Regions from separate parts of the Homo sapiens genome. Here region 2 is linked to region 1. A link is a contact called in ENCODE Hi-C or POLR2A ChIA-PET data. All regions are on one chromosome and are shown on one strand. Each heading gives the region's core, a stretch centred on a gene start or an enhancer-like site at or near the end of the contact. The rest is flanking DNA. Distances are from core to core; before and after follow the strand shown.

Region 1 (6,908 bases), core at 1,142-3,641:
ATCTTGTGAGGTCAGGAGTTCGAAACCAGCCTGGCCAGCATGGTGAAAACCCGTCTCTACTAAAAATACAAAAATTAGCCAGGCGTGGTGGCCCGCGCCTGTAATCCCAGCTACTAGGGAGGCTGAGGCAGGAGAATCGCTTGAGCCTGGGAGGCTGAGGTTGCAGTGAGCCGAGATCAAGCCACTACACTCCAGCCTGGGCAACAGAGTGAGACTCCGTCTCAAAAAAAAAAAAAAAAAAAAAAAGAGAGAGAGAGATTATTGAATGGAGGAGAAATAATTTACTAAAACTTTGCCAGTGTGACATATGGCACCAATACTGTGTCCTTCTCTGAGCTGAAGAAGTCCAGGGGACAGTGATTCAACATTATTAACCAGTAATCAGCAACACTGGTGATGAACCCATGTAGTGTGGTGGTTAAACATTGAGACTCTGGAATCAGACTTCCTGGATTCAAATCCTGTCTCTACTTCTCATGAAATCTGGGAATGCAAATTACTCAACCTGTCTGTTTCAGTTCCCTCGTTTATTAAATGAAGCTTATAATAGAATCCAGCTGATGGGATTGTTGAGAGAATAAAAATCTCTCAGTCAAACATTCAATAAATGTTAATCATCACTGTCACCACCACTGTCATCATCATCATCAACATCATTGACCTACTAAGATAGAAAAATTGGGTGAGTCCAACTTCGTACCACTGATCTACATGGTGGATAAAATGTCTGAAATCCAAGAATGATGCCCATCTTTATAATGTGGGCAAGAATCTTCACACACAAATAAGAACCACTGGACAGCTGGCCAATTTTCTCATCCCTCAAACTTTGATCTAATTAAAGACAGAGATGTTCTACCGGACCGGCAATATATGCAAGAACATCATTTTCCCCAGGTTTAAGTCAGGTCCTCTAATAATAAGAACCTTTTTTTTTTTTTTTTTTTTTTGAGACAGAGTTTCTCTCTCTGTCAGTCAGGCTGGAGTGCAGTGGTGTGATCTCAGCTCACTGCAACCTCCGTTTCCTGGGTTCAAGTGATCCTCCTGCCTCTACCCTCCCAAGTAGCTGGGATTACAGGAGCCCGCCACAACGCCCAGCTAATTTTTGAATATTTTGGTAGAGACGGAGTTTCACCATGTTGGCCAGGCTGGTCAAACTCCTGACCTCAGGTGATCCGCCTGCCTCGGCCTCACAAAGTGCTGGGATTACAGGTGTGAGCCACCGTGCCCGGCCTAATAATTAGAATCTTGAAACTGAAAGGGATCTTTGTGATCAGTTGGTTCACACTCGCAGGCTGCAGATGCGTTCAGAGAAGTCAAGTGATTCGCTTAAGGACACACACCTACCATGAGGTGAAGTCAGAAGGTGAAAGAACTCAGCTCTCTTGACTCCTCCTCCACTGCCTTTTCTGTGCACCACACTAAATGAGGTGAAAAAAGCATAAGAAAAAGTGGAAAGTGGTGCCTTGGGCTGAGGGCAGTACAAATTCCCCTTAGTACTGAAATTTTGGACTGGCTTCAGGAAGAGCTAAGCCAGCAGAATACCCTAGGGACCTGGGCAGGATGGAACGTTTGGGTTTGTGCGTCCTTTGTTTTGAAGAGTTTGCTTCCTTCTCTGGCTATATTTAATGATTTGCCTCCCTGTGCAACTTGGTGGAGCTTAGTGTTTTTGTGGAAAATCCATGGCTGTCTTTCATATTTGGAAGATAAAGGTAAAGGAAAGGCAAAACCAAAAGGCTAAATTGAAAATGGAATACTTCATTTTCCAAATAAATTAACTGGGATCCTTAAATATGGTTTGTAATAAATTCACTATATTCTGCCAGAGTCCCAAGAGTTCAGTAAATTACCTTTATTTAACAAAAGTGGTACTGATAAGCAAAGCTGAATATACAATTGATTGGGAGTCAGGAAGGGAGTGAGAGAGCCTGAGTTTTGGTCCTTGGAGACATGCCTAGGCTGTGACTTTTGGGTGCCGTGGGGAAGAAGGCTGTCCAGGGAGAGTTTTCACATGCAGAGCCCTGAGTGAGCCTGTGGAGCATTTTTCTCCCCATGCTATTGCCAGCGCTTTCTCTGATGCCTTCTGTCCCACAAAGGATCTTGTGAAAAATAAAATTCCAGTCCCCAACTGAACAGAATCCAATATAACTGCATTGTGGAAACACAATAACAAATAGTGAAAGTCTTTACCTGCCCTCAGGTGGGTTACCTGCAATGGCAGTGGGTATTCACTCTGAGGCCTGCCTCCCTCTGCAACCCCGGAAGGTCTCTTTTCAGGGGCTGGGAACCTTGGTGCCCTTTTGGCTTTTAGACTAGGTTAGGGCTGTCCCTCCTGAAGCTTTCTCCCAGTGCTCTGCTTGCTCCCACTGTGCCCTCTAGTGGAGGGATCACTCTTGCTTTGTGACATTTCTAGAAAAGCCCAGGAAGGATGGGGTACGCGGGTTAATCCTAGAACTGCCACACCATGCAAATGGATCAAGGGACACCACTGAACTCCAGTCCCTCTCTGCTTCTGCCTCAGTATTGCTGTCTAGCAGAATCTAGGCTACAAACATGGTCTTGTTATAAAGCCACTGAAAGTGCTAGGTTTTAGAGTGTCATAGTTACTAGATGAATTACAAAAGGCAATAAAAATCTTTTCTGGTTTCCCATGAACACCCAGAACTGACAACTCCTTTCCTATGAATCATAAAATAATAGTATAATAGAGCTTTTCAGAAGAGGATAATTAAACTCAGAAAAGTAAGGTGACTTGCCCAAGATCGCATGATTAATGGAAGAGCCAAATGAACCAGGGCTTGGATGTGCAGTCCAGGGTGAAAGGCCATTGCTACCCTTGTTAGGATCAAACTGTATCTTTGTTTAAATGGAAGAGAAAAAAAGCAATGTCCATGTTCCCTCCTTCCCCAAAGAAACCTGAGAAATTGGTAACTATAGCCTTCTCTTATAACTCCTCCTAGGGATTACAGAGTGAAGCACCAAGCACACTGAGGATCCTTTCCTCTCAGTGATGTCATCCTTCACAAGATGGCGTGTGGCATGGAAAAGTGGTTAAGGGCACAGATGTGGGCATCGACCAATCCTGGGTTCAAGCTTTGCTTTTTTTTTTTTTTTTGAGATGGAGTTTTGCTCTCGTTGGCCAGGCTAGAGTGCAATGGCGTGATCTCGGCTCACTGCAACCTCCACCTCCTGGGTTCAAGCAATTCTCCTGCCTCAGCCTCCTGAGTAGCTGGGATTACAGGCATGCACCACCATGCCCGGCTAATTTTGTATTTTCAGTAGAGACGGGGTTTCTCCATATTGGTCAGGCTGATCTCAAACTCCCGACCTCACGTGATTCACCTGGCTCGGCCTCCCAAAGTGCTGGGATTACAGGCGTGAGCCACTGTGCCCGGCCAGCTTTGCTATTTATTAGCTGCATGTGAATTTGATTACTTTACTTCTCTGAACCTGTTTCTCCATGTATAAATAAGAACTACTTCGTAAAATTGTTGGAAACACTAAACAAGAAATGTACCTAAAGCTTTTAATATACCAGCTCACACAGAGTAAGCATTCAGTAAATACCCACCACTCTTAATTTTTTTTTTTTATCTGATCTAAGATGCTGTCTAGAAGCCCAGGCAAGAGCACAATAGACTCTGCAACTCCAGAGGTAGTCAGGCTCCTGGACACCGTAGGGCCCCTGTGCTAGTTCACGATCCATTTTGAGAAGTGAAACGCTCTCATTTCTCATCAGGCGATTGCCAGTTGAGGGACTGGTTTCCCACTGCTGTGCTGGAGCTCCTTTTCACCTGGGTCCTTTTCGGTCTCTTCAAAGGATGCAGCACTACACATGGAGCCTAAGAAAGAAAAAATGGAGCCAGGCCTGGAACAAGGCAAGAAACCAAGACTAGATAGCGTCACCAGCAGCGAAAGCTTTGCGAGCTCCGGCTTTCAGGAAGATAAAAGTCTGAGTGATGTTGAGGAAGAGGAGGGTAGGTATTAATTCCTTCCTGTCCTACGCGCTGAGATATTTTTACAACATACTATGCATCTCTGAAATTTTTTTCTTATTTATCACTCTAATAAACATCCGTGGGAGACTCGAATGGTAATGTCCTGAGGAGATAAGATTTGAATTAAGATAATTTACAGAGTTACTAATTTTGACAGGGAACTGTACCGTTTTCTCCCCTCAGGGATTTTCATCTTAATGGATCATCCCCCTGCCCCCATGCTTGGATAAAGTGGGCTGGAGGCCTGGAAAAATCTCTGGTGTTCATGTTGAAACTCAAATACTCTTAAAAATGAACTCTGATCTACTTGTTGGTTTGTTTTATGTTTTGCTAACATTGTTCCAATAAACTGGGATTTGGTGGGATAACAAGAGCCATTACAAACAGTTACGGTTCTAATGCTTTCCAGATTCTGACGGTTTCTACAAGGAGCCCATCACTATGGAAGATCTGATTTCTTACAGTTTTCAAGTGGCCAGAGGCATGGAGTTCCTGTCTTCCAGAAAGGTCAGTCTTGCTGTTTACTGTTTTTCTTCTCTGCCAGGGCTGGACACACACCTTTGCTATAAATTCATTTTTCCTAGTATTTGCTGATACCTATGTTCTTAAATGTAGAACAAACACCACTGCAAGTGCCTTAATTTGCCTTGATATGAGGAGTTTTGAGAATGAGGAGTCATGGATACCAGTGGATAGAACTTAATTCTGGGGAAAACTCACAGGTTTCAGACTAGACAAACCTGGCATCGGCTCTCCACAGTATCCTCTGGCATATTTTCAAATCTGGCCCAAATCTCAGAAGACATGACTTCATAGGAGAGCTACTATTAATATAGCCATATAGGGCCCTCCCACAAAACTGCAGCTGGAGAAAGATCTCATCTTGGCAGCTCAGGATAAAAGACTGTGGGGAAAGTTTGCCCACTGGTAAATCTTAGATAACCAGCTTCGCTGATCAAATAGTAGCCCAGTGGATTCAGACCATTTCTTGACTTTGAGGGCTTGGGGACCTGTATTTGTAGAGAGGCTCTTCATGTTTATGGTAACTCTGTGTGCACCGAGAGGTGCTCCCTTCACAGCATGTGAAATGGATTCCCAAATTAAGATAATGACACTGACAGGTGTAGGAAATTAGTTGGTTAGGTTAAGGAAATGCATTGATTATGCAACTGTTTTATTATAGTGCATTCATCGGGACCTGGCAGCGAGAAACATTCTTTTATCTGAGAACAACGTGGTGAAGATTTGTGATTTTGGCCTTGCCCGGGATATTTATAAGAACCCCGATTATGTGAGAAAAGGAGATGTAAGTCAGTTTGATGTTTATTTGACTCATGTGTGTCCTATCACTTTTAAACCACAGACTTGGTAAATATTTACACTTCCTCAGCTGTAGTCCCTGAAAACCATCATTGGCTTTCTGTGAAGACAAACAGTCCAGATGAGCGGCATCCCAGAGAGCCCTTGTGTAAGGCTCAGAAAGGCCACTGTCTCCTGCTTCTGCTCTTCCCTAATGCCTGGCCTCCCACCTGTCCTTTGGGCAGCGCTGCGTGAGACTTGCTAACCTGAGAAGTGTTTGGTGGGGCCTGGGTGAGACCTTAGCATTACCTTCCTTTGAATCCTGAGGGAATTCCTTGTACCACTGAAAAGAACAGCCTGGACTCTTTCCCTCAAATAAACCCAGATGATTGATTCAGCAGGTGTATCTGTCTCAGGAAAGGGCGGGGAAGACCGTCAGCAGTAGCTGACTATGGAGGAGACTGTTTACCTCCCATGGCCTTCCATGCCTAGCATCTCCCCGCTGGCTCGTACTGGCTTCTCTTCCCTGCTTGTTTTTAGACATAGTGTTATTTTTCACTTTTGTGGATGACCTCCCATGTCCTCCCTTCTCCTTAACCCTCAGCCTATATACCCTGAGGGTTAAGCTTATGTCTGGGCGCCAATGAGTTACAGTAGTGGTTCCCAGCTTAATTGAACATACATATCACCTAGAAGGCTTGTTACGCTACAGTGTGCTGGCCTAACAAGCCTTCCACCCCCCAGAGTTTCTGAGTCAGTAACTCTTGGGTGGAGCCTGAGAATTTGCATTTCTAACCAGTTTCTAGACCAGGGGTGTCCAATCTTTTGGCTTTCCTGGGCCACATTGGAAGAAGAAGAATTATCTTGGGCCACACATAAAATACACTAACACTAACAATAGCTGATGAGCTAAAAAAAAAAAAAAATGCAAACAAATCTCATCATGTTTTAAGAAAGTTTACGAATTTGTGTCGGGCTGCATTCAAAGCTGTCCTGGGCCACATGTGGCCCGCGGGCCAGGAATTGGACATGTTTGTTCTAGAAGGTGCTGACACAGCATGTCCCAGGACCATACTTCGAGAGCCACTGCACCAGAATCTGTTGTATAGAAGGAAAACATATGACTTCACATTGATCCTTTGTAAAAATAAAAAAATAAAAATAAAGGAAAACAGACTTTCCTTGGGGCCCTGGTCTGGAGAGATGGCACCAACCTTCATGTTAGTCCTCCCCTCCTTTCTGTTCGTCTGTATCTGAGTCAGCCTCCCTGCCCCTCCCACTTCCTTTCTCCTTGTCTCTCCTTTATCCCATACCTCCCATCAATCCCCATCATCTAAAGTGGTGAGGCCTAACTCACTGGGATTCCTGCTATCTGAAAGAGAGGAAGATTTGTCTACATGTTTGAAAACTAACTGTATATTCTCTTTCAACACTGACTTCTTTCCTTCTTCTCTTCTTTCTGATGCTTTTGCACACTCTCCCTATTCAGTGACTTTGGAAATCTTGTCTTTTTGCATAGGAATGCTTTCAAAATCCTCCTTTGGAAAAATTTTTGGAAACCACCACCAGTTTTCAGGATATCTTCAAATTCAGATCACTCTTTTCCTTTTC
Region 2 (6,908 bases), core at 1,777-4,276, 430 kb before region 1:
TCTTGAAGAAGAAAAACAAAGCTGGAAGCCTCACACTTCTTAATTTCAAAACAGAATACAAAGCTACAGTAATCAAAACAGTATGGTTTTGGCATAAAGACAGACATATAGACCAAAGGAACAGAAAAATGCAGAAATAAACCTTCACATATATGCTCAAATGATCTTTGACAAGGGTGCCAAAGTCACTCAATGGAGAACAGATTGTCTTTTCAACAAATGGTCCTGGGAAAACCGGATATCCAGATGTAAAAAAATGAAGTTGGACCCTTACTTTAAAACATAAACAAAAATTAACTTAAATGTATTAGAGACCTAAATATAACACCTGAAACTATAAAACTTCTACAACAAAAAATAGAGGAATAGCTTTATGATGTTAGATTTTACAAGGATCTTAGACATGACACCAAAGCACAGGTAACAAAAGCAAAAATAGACAAATGGGACTACATCAAACTTTAATACTTCTGCACAGCAAGGGAATAATTGACAGCATGAAAAGGCAACTTACAGAATGGAAAAAAAAATTTTCAAACCATGTATCTGATGAAGGATTAATATCCAGAATATATAAAGAAGCCCTAAGTTCAATAATAACAACAAAAAGCAAATAACCTGATGTAAAATGAGCAAGAGACTTGAATAGACATTTCTCCAAAGAAGAACTACAAATGGCCCACAAGCACATGAAAATATACTTAACATCCTAATTGTTAGGGAAATGCAAATCAAAATTACATTAAGTTATTACCTTATGCCTATTAGAATAGCCACTATCAGGAAAACAGAAAGCAACAGATGTTGGTGAGGACTTGGAGAAATTCGAGCCCTTGTGGACTGTTAGTAGGCATGTAAAATGGTGTAGTCACTATGGAAAACGATATCAAGTTTTCCTAAAAAATTAAAAATAGAATTACCATATGATCCAACAATTCCACTACTGGGTATATCTCCAAAAGAACTGAAAACAGGATCTCAAAGAAATAGTTTCACACTCTTATTCATTGCAGCATTATTCATAATAGCCAAGATACAGAAGTAACCTGAATGTCTATAAATGAACAAACAGATAAGGAAAATGTTGTACATACCTACAAAGGAGTATTATTGAGCCTCAAAAAAGGAAATCATGTTATATGCTACAACATGGATGAAACTTGTCGGGATGTTATGGTAAGAGAAATAAGCCAGTCAAGAAAAGACAAATGCTGCATGATTCTCCTTATATGTGTATCTAAAGTAGTCAAACTCTTAGAAATTAAAAATAGAATGGTGGTTGCCAGATGCTGGTGTGAGGGGGAAAAGCATTGTTGTTTAGTGGGTGTAGAGTTTTAGAGTTGTAAGATTAAAAACATTTCAGAAGTCTGTTGCACAACAGGGTGCATGTAGTTAACACTGCTGTACTGTACACTTAAATGGTTGGGATGGTATCTTTCATGTTATATGTTTTTAAAAATAGTAACCAAAAAATCAGTGAGAGTAGAGGAGAGAAGGAAGGGAGGAATGAATAGGTGGAACACAGGTGTAGGGGAAGAAAAATATCTTTCTCTACCCATCCTAGGTTCATGGCTGAGGCCCCTGTAACAAAAGACAGATTAACAAGAGAAAAGCATATAAATGTATTTAAGTTTTATATGAAGACTTTACATGAAGACCCCACAGAAATTGTTAAACTTGGTTATTCTTTTTTTTTTTTTTTTGGAGGCACGTTCTCACTCTATCACCCAGGCTGGAGTGCAGTGACGTGATCATGGTTCACTGCAGCTTCAATCTCATGAGCTCAAGCAATCCTCCCACCTCAGCCTCCCAAGAAACTGAGACCACAGGTGTGCACCACCGTGCCCAGATAATTTTTTAATTTTTTTGTAGAGACAAGGTCTCTATGTTATGTTGCTCAGGCTGGTGTGGAACTCCCAGGCTCATTCTCCTCTCTCCAGCCTCCTCTTTCCTCTGCTGCTGTTAAAACCATAATAGCCTTGACCTTTGGTTAGCGCATCCAAGTTTGATGAAGCACTGTCCCATTCATCATCTCCTTTGGATTTTGATCTTCAACCTTTGTGAGATAGTCATCCTTCCCACTTTTCTACAGGAAAATGAGGCGCTGTGAGGCAGGAATCTGCCCAGGTGCATAAAGGTGCACCTTTCTCATGTCTCTTTTCAAGATCTTTCCAATCTCCAATAGACTAATTTATAATGAGGTTTACCTGATGGCTAGTTCCGTCACATGTTCCCTCCAAGAAAGATTCACTTTATAAAGTGGAATTAAAAAAAAAAAAAGCAACATTTGTATCTAAGAAGTGATTCCCTAATCTTGAGACTCTTTTTTTTTTTTTTTTTTTTTTGAGACAGAGTCTCGCTGGGTCGCCCAGGCTGGTGTGCAATGGTGCAGTCTCAGCTCACTGCAACTTCTGCCTCCCGGGTTCAAGCAAATCTCCTGCTTCAGCCTCCCAAGTAGCTGGGATTGCGCCTCTACACCAGCTAATTTTCTTTTGTATTTTTAGTAGAGTCAGGGTTTTGCCATGTTGGCCAGCCTGGTCGTCTTGAGACTCTTATGTGCCATCATGGTTTGTGCCTCCCAAGGAGAATAACTACAAGGAGAAATAGAAAATAGCATAATTTTTCAAGTAAAGTGGAATGGGTATGCATTTTGGAAATTTTAATAAATAAATATAAATATTTACATTTACAAGTGACCCCAGCATCCACTGTGTGCCTTTTGCCCCAGTAACATCTGGACACACCACGTGTTCCCCTCTGCATGACATAATATATGCGTCAAGATTGGATACGTACAAGAGTTTTAGCGGAATTGACGAGGATTTCATAACCTTGCTCCTTTAATAGCCACAAACCATTTAGTAGGACAACTAAAAGCCCAATTAAAGTAAACCACAAAGAGTTAAAAGGAAAAAGCCTAGAGTCCAAACCCGGCCAGCTGAGTCTTTGAAGTACTTTTACAAGGCTCTGGCCAGATGGGGGAGTGCTTTAAACGGAGGAAACAGGAAGTACCTAGATTAAAAGTTTGTTTTGTTTCTTAGGAGGGGGTGCTCTTTCTAGAAGTGCTCTTCCAGGAAACCTGCCCTTTCCCACCTAGATATTGAGGTTTCCTGAGAAAAAAATAAATAGCTTCTCCTTAGCACAGTGTAGAGGATCAGTTAGGCAGTAAAAAGCCCAGAAATGGAGCCGGCTCTGCTCGATGTTATCAGCGCAAAGGAAGGGGAGGAGGACTTTGAAGCAAGGGCCTGAGGAGAGGAGGCGGCAGGAAGAAGAGGCGGAGTGCAGGCGGCCATCCGAAGACCTCAGGCCACTGCAGCAGCAGAGGGCAGAAATGGCACGCAGGAGCCAGGGCGTTTGTTCCTGCGGCTGAGCTTCAGGGCTGGGCTCCGTTCCCCCGGGGAACAGCATCACTGCAGAAGATGGCCGGCTGGCTCTGGGATGCGGGGGCATCCAGTTAAGGCACCGAACACCGCAGAACAGAGACCCAGAAATAAAACCCTTCTCAAACCGTCCCGTTTTGCTCAGGGCTCCACAGGAAGAACCTACCGTTGGCTAGAATGGCCTGATCCTCGTGGACCACACTGCCCACTGGTGGAGGCGTACTCGAAGCACCATCCACGGGGGCAGTTCGGAGCCGTGGGCCTGAGGAACCGGGTAGTCTATCTCGAATGGACGTGCAGAGTTGTGGCTTCCTGAACACGTACACTCTATCTTCCCAAATATCAGACTGCTTATCAAAATACGCTAGCTGCCGCTGTATCTCAATGCATCCTTCTTAAAGTTACTTTCTCCCACGCCATCATGTCCAACTTCCCATGGCCTTTAGCCGGCTCCACCCTTTCCCTGGCATGTCTTTCTTCTTTCATATTTTACACAGAGGCTCCTGGGTAGATTACATACCCAGCTTCATCTTTGCCCTTAGATGCCCAGCACGCTGCTTCTATTCCTAATCCCAGTGAACCCAGCTGCCCTGTGTTTCCCCTTTCTCCTGAGCTCCCTTCTAAGGAGTCCGGCGACTGTCAGAGGCCATGTGATGTAGTCACTGTTACAGAAAAAAATGACCCAGTGATACTTGTTAAAGCATGGTGTGGCCAACTTTCTTCAGGACCATCGCTATAGGTATAGGGACCACCAAGCAATTAGATTTTGCAGTGGGAGACAGAAATTGGGCTCAACTCTGAATACAGCATGAGCAAGTAGGAATGTATAGCCAAGGAGCAGGGTGGGGGTCGGTGGAGGGAAAATCACTAAGAGGGAACTTCAGGACTGAGAAAGACTTTAGCTAAACCAACAACAGGATTCTTGTTGAAGACAGGCCAGGAAACCAGACATCGCCTGGGGGCTGGTGGAGGGAGAAGAACCCAATCAGACATGAAGGTGATCAGATATTGTAGGTGGGGGATTCTTGCTTAACTGACTTAGCAGGGTTCTTTGCTAAAACTAGATTTTACAAGGAAGTGCATAGAAGGCCCTAGGAGAAGATTCCAGAGCCTGACTAAAGTTTGCCCAAGCAAATAATTTTTGCTGCAAACCGCCAGGCTTTCTTAGTAATCTTTATATTATTTGTCAAAAGCTTCAAAAAATTATTTCAACCAAGCGAGCCATTGCTAGTAACTGCTAAGGAGCTCTCTGCCCTGTCACCCGCCTTGCTTGTGGGTGGCAAGAGGTCCACATGGCCCACTGGTTCTACACTGTTTCTGCCAGCATGTGGCTGGCTTATAAACTACAGGCATGTGAGTACGCCAGGCAGTGACTCAGCACTTCCCTAACTGTAAAAGCCCAGAGGGAATATGCATTCCAATGTAGGAATGTCTGTGTCAATATCTGTAACATTCAGCATTTCTTTCTTTCGTCTTTCCTTTCCTTCTTTCCTTCCTCTTTCCTTCTTTCTTTCTCTTTCTTTCTTTCCTTTCTTTCCTTTCTTTTTCTCTCTTTCTTCCTTTTTTTCTCTTTCTTCCTTTTTCTTTTTTCTTTCTTTTTTTAGATAGGGTCTCTCTCTCTCTCTGGCCATCAATATTTTCTTTCTTTCTTTCCTTCTTTCCTTCTTTCTTTCTTTCTCTCTTTCTTTCTCTTTCTTTCTTTTCCTTCCTTCCTTCCTTCCTCCCTCCCTTCCTCCCTTCCTTCCTTCCTCCCTTCCTTCCTTTCTCTTTTTCTTTTTTCTTTCTTTTTTCAGATAGGGTCTCTCTCTCTCTGTGGCCCAGGGGCTGGAGTGCAGTGGCACCATCGTCACTCACTGAAGTCTCAAACTCCTGGACTCAAGCAATCCTCTGGCCTGAGCCTCCCAAGTAGCTGGAAACTACAGGTGTGCACCAACACACCCAGCTAACTTAAAAAAAATTTTTTTTTGGCCAGGTGTGGTGGCTCACGCCTGTAATCTTAGAACTTTGGGAGGCCAAGGTGGGTGGGTCACCTGAGGTCAGGAGTTCGAGACCAGCCTGACCAACATGGTGAAACCCCATCTCTACTAAAAATACAAAAAATTAGCTGGGCGTGGTGGCGGGCACCTGTAATGCCAGCTGCTAGGGAAGCTGGGGCAGGAGAATTGCTTGAACCGAGGAGGCAGAGGTTGCAGTGAGCTGAGATCGCACTATCGTACTCCAGCTTGGGTGACAGAGCGAGACTCCGTCTCAAAAAGAAGAAAAACAAATTTTAAAGATGGGGTCTTGCCCTGTTGTCTAGGCTTAGCATTATTTCTGAAGAAATATAGTGCTCATACTTTGAGAGAAGCACAATTAGTACTTACCTTGAACCAACAAATATGATTAAATGTTATAATAATTAAGAGATAAATAGAAATGCTGATTTCCTCATAATAAATAAATGTCCACATACTTTTTTTCAGAGACTTTTTCAATACAGGGAACTGAGATGAATGTAGAGTTTCTTGGAGGGTGAAAGAACAGTTAATAATGTCTGTTGAATTCTGAAACATTTGGCGATTTCACAAAAGAGACTTTGTAGTGTCCTTGTGATAACTGTAAAATAAAGTAGGAAACAAACCTGAATAAATATATAGAAGAGAAAAACAAGTTACGGTAGGCTAAATATAAGATACAAGGTAATTCCTTTAAACTTTCAGTACAAAATATACCTCAGAACAAATAGAATGTACTGAGAACAGCCAAACAATCCTCATTTTAGATGTCAGAGCCATAGGATTTCTGGCACCCGGTCAGAATGCGCAGGAAAATGTTAGCATCTGAGAGATGGGTTATAAAGTGTTTGCAAGAACTAATGGAAGTCTCAAATTTATTTTGTCCCCGAAGAAGTTTGTTTTTTAGAGAATTTCTGGAAAATGACGTTAGGTCATTAGAAAAATAATAATTCCTGGGCGTTGCCCTGTTGACAGCCAACATAAATGCTGCATCTCCCTGGATCAAAGAAACTAGCCCTTCAAAGAAAAACTGGACAACATCAAGAATTAAATATTTCAAACTATGAGAGGAATACTTCCAAAAGAAGAGGAAAGTATAGGGTGTTTGGAAAGGAGGTGGCAGATTTCTTTAAATGCAGAGAATTTTTTAAATCATAATAATAAAATACCTGGTATCAACGGAGCATTTTGTATGTGCCAACACTATTTGCTAAGAGCTTTACACATGCAATTTCATTTTAGCCTCACAAAACTCCTCTGAAGGAAGTACTGGTATTGTCCCCATTGCCAGATGAGGAAACAGAAGCATAGAGAGGACATTTCCTTGCCTGAGGCCACAGATGTGGTCAGACAACATGGCCTGTACCGTCGGCTCTGCTCTGATGCCTTCTTTCTGGCCTATGCAGGGTACAATGCTTTTAACACTTGCAATGTCCCAAGCACCTTTCAAAGGACTTTACAGGTACTAACTCATTTAATGCACACAGCAATAGCCAATGAAAGATACACGATCAGCATCCCATTTTACAGATGA

What was found. A loop is a pair of places that touch in the nucleus more often than their neighbours do. ChIA-PET counts read pairs that join two places held with the same protein, here RNA polymerase II (POLR2A). Pooled maps may share reads with other maps.
Region 2: a map of heart right ventricle shows a loop between it and region 1 (5-fold over the local background). The contact joins two enhancer-like sites. A Hi-C loop is called at or near these places in 1 of 168 maps with a recorded cell type or tissue (heart right ventricle) and 4 of 50 pooled maps. POLR2A ChIA-PET finds 5 or more read pairs at or near these places in 1 of 52 experiments (BJ).

What each region holds. Positions count from the first base shown.
Region 1 is chr13:28,319,859-28,326,766 of GRCh38, reverse strand. FLT1 (fms related receptor tyrosine kinase 1) reads left to right here. Exons shown (of 30, transcript NM_002019.4): 21 at 3,821-3,977; 22 at 4,408-4,505; 23 at 5,182-5,304. Among named protein-coding and RNA genes, the nearest start is that of FLT1, 170 kb to the left of the region's middle. RefSeq lists an enhancer at 3,339-4,538 and a silencer at 5,301-5,595. Within about 2 kb of position 2,391, at least 4 of the 41 ENCODE cell types and tissues checked have a DNase peak (open chromatin) inside an H3K27ac peak, as active enhancers do; they include heart right ventricle, where a contact is called at or near this core.
Region 2 is chr13:28,751,534-28,758,441 of GRCh38, reverse strand. No RefSeq gene overlaps it. Among named protein-coding and RNA genes, the nearest start is that of SLC46A3, 36 kb to the right of the region's middle. RefSeq lists an enhancer at 4,353-5,098. Within about 2 kb of position 3,026, at least 13 of the 41 ENCODE cell types and tissues checked have a DNase peak (open chromatin) inside an H3K27ac peak, as active enhancers do; they include heart right ventricle, where a contact is called at or near this core.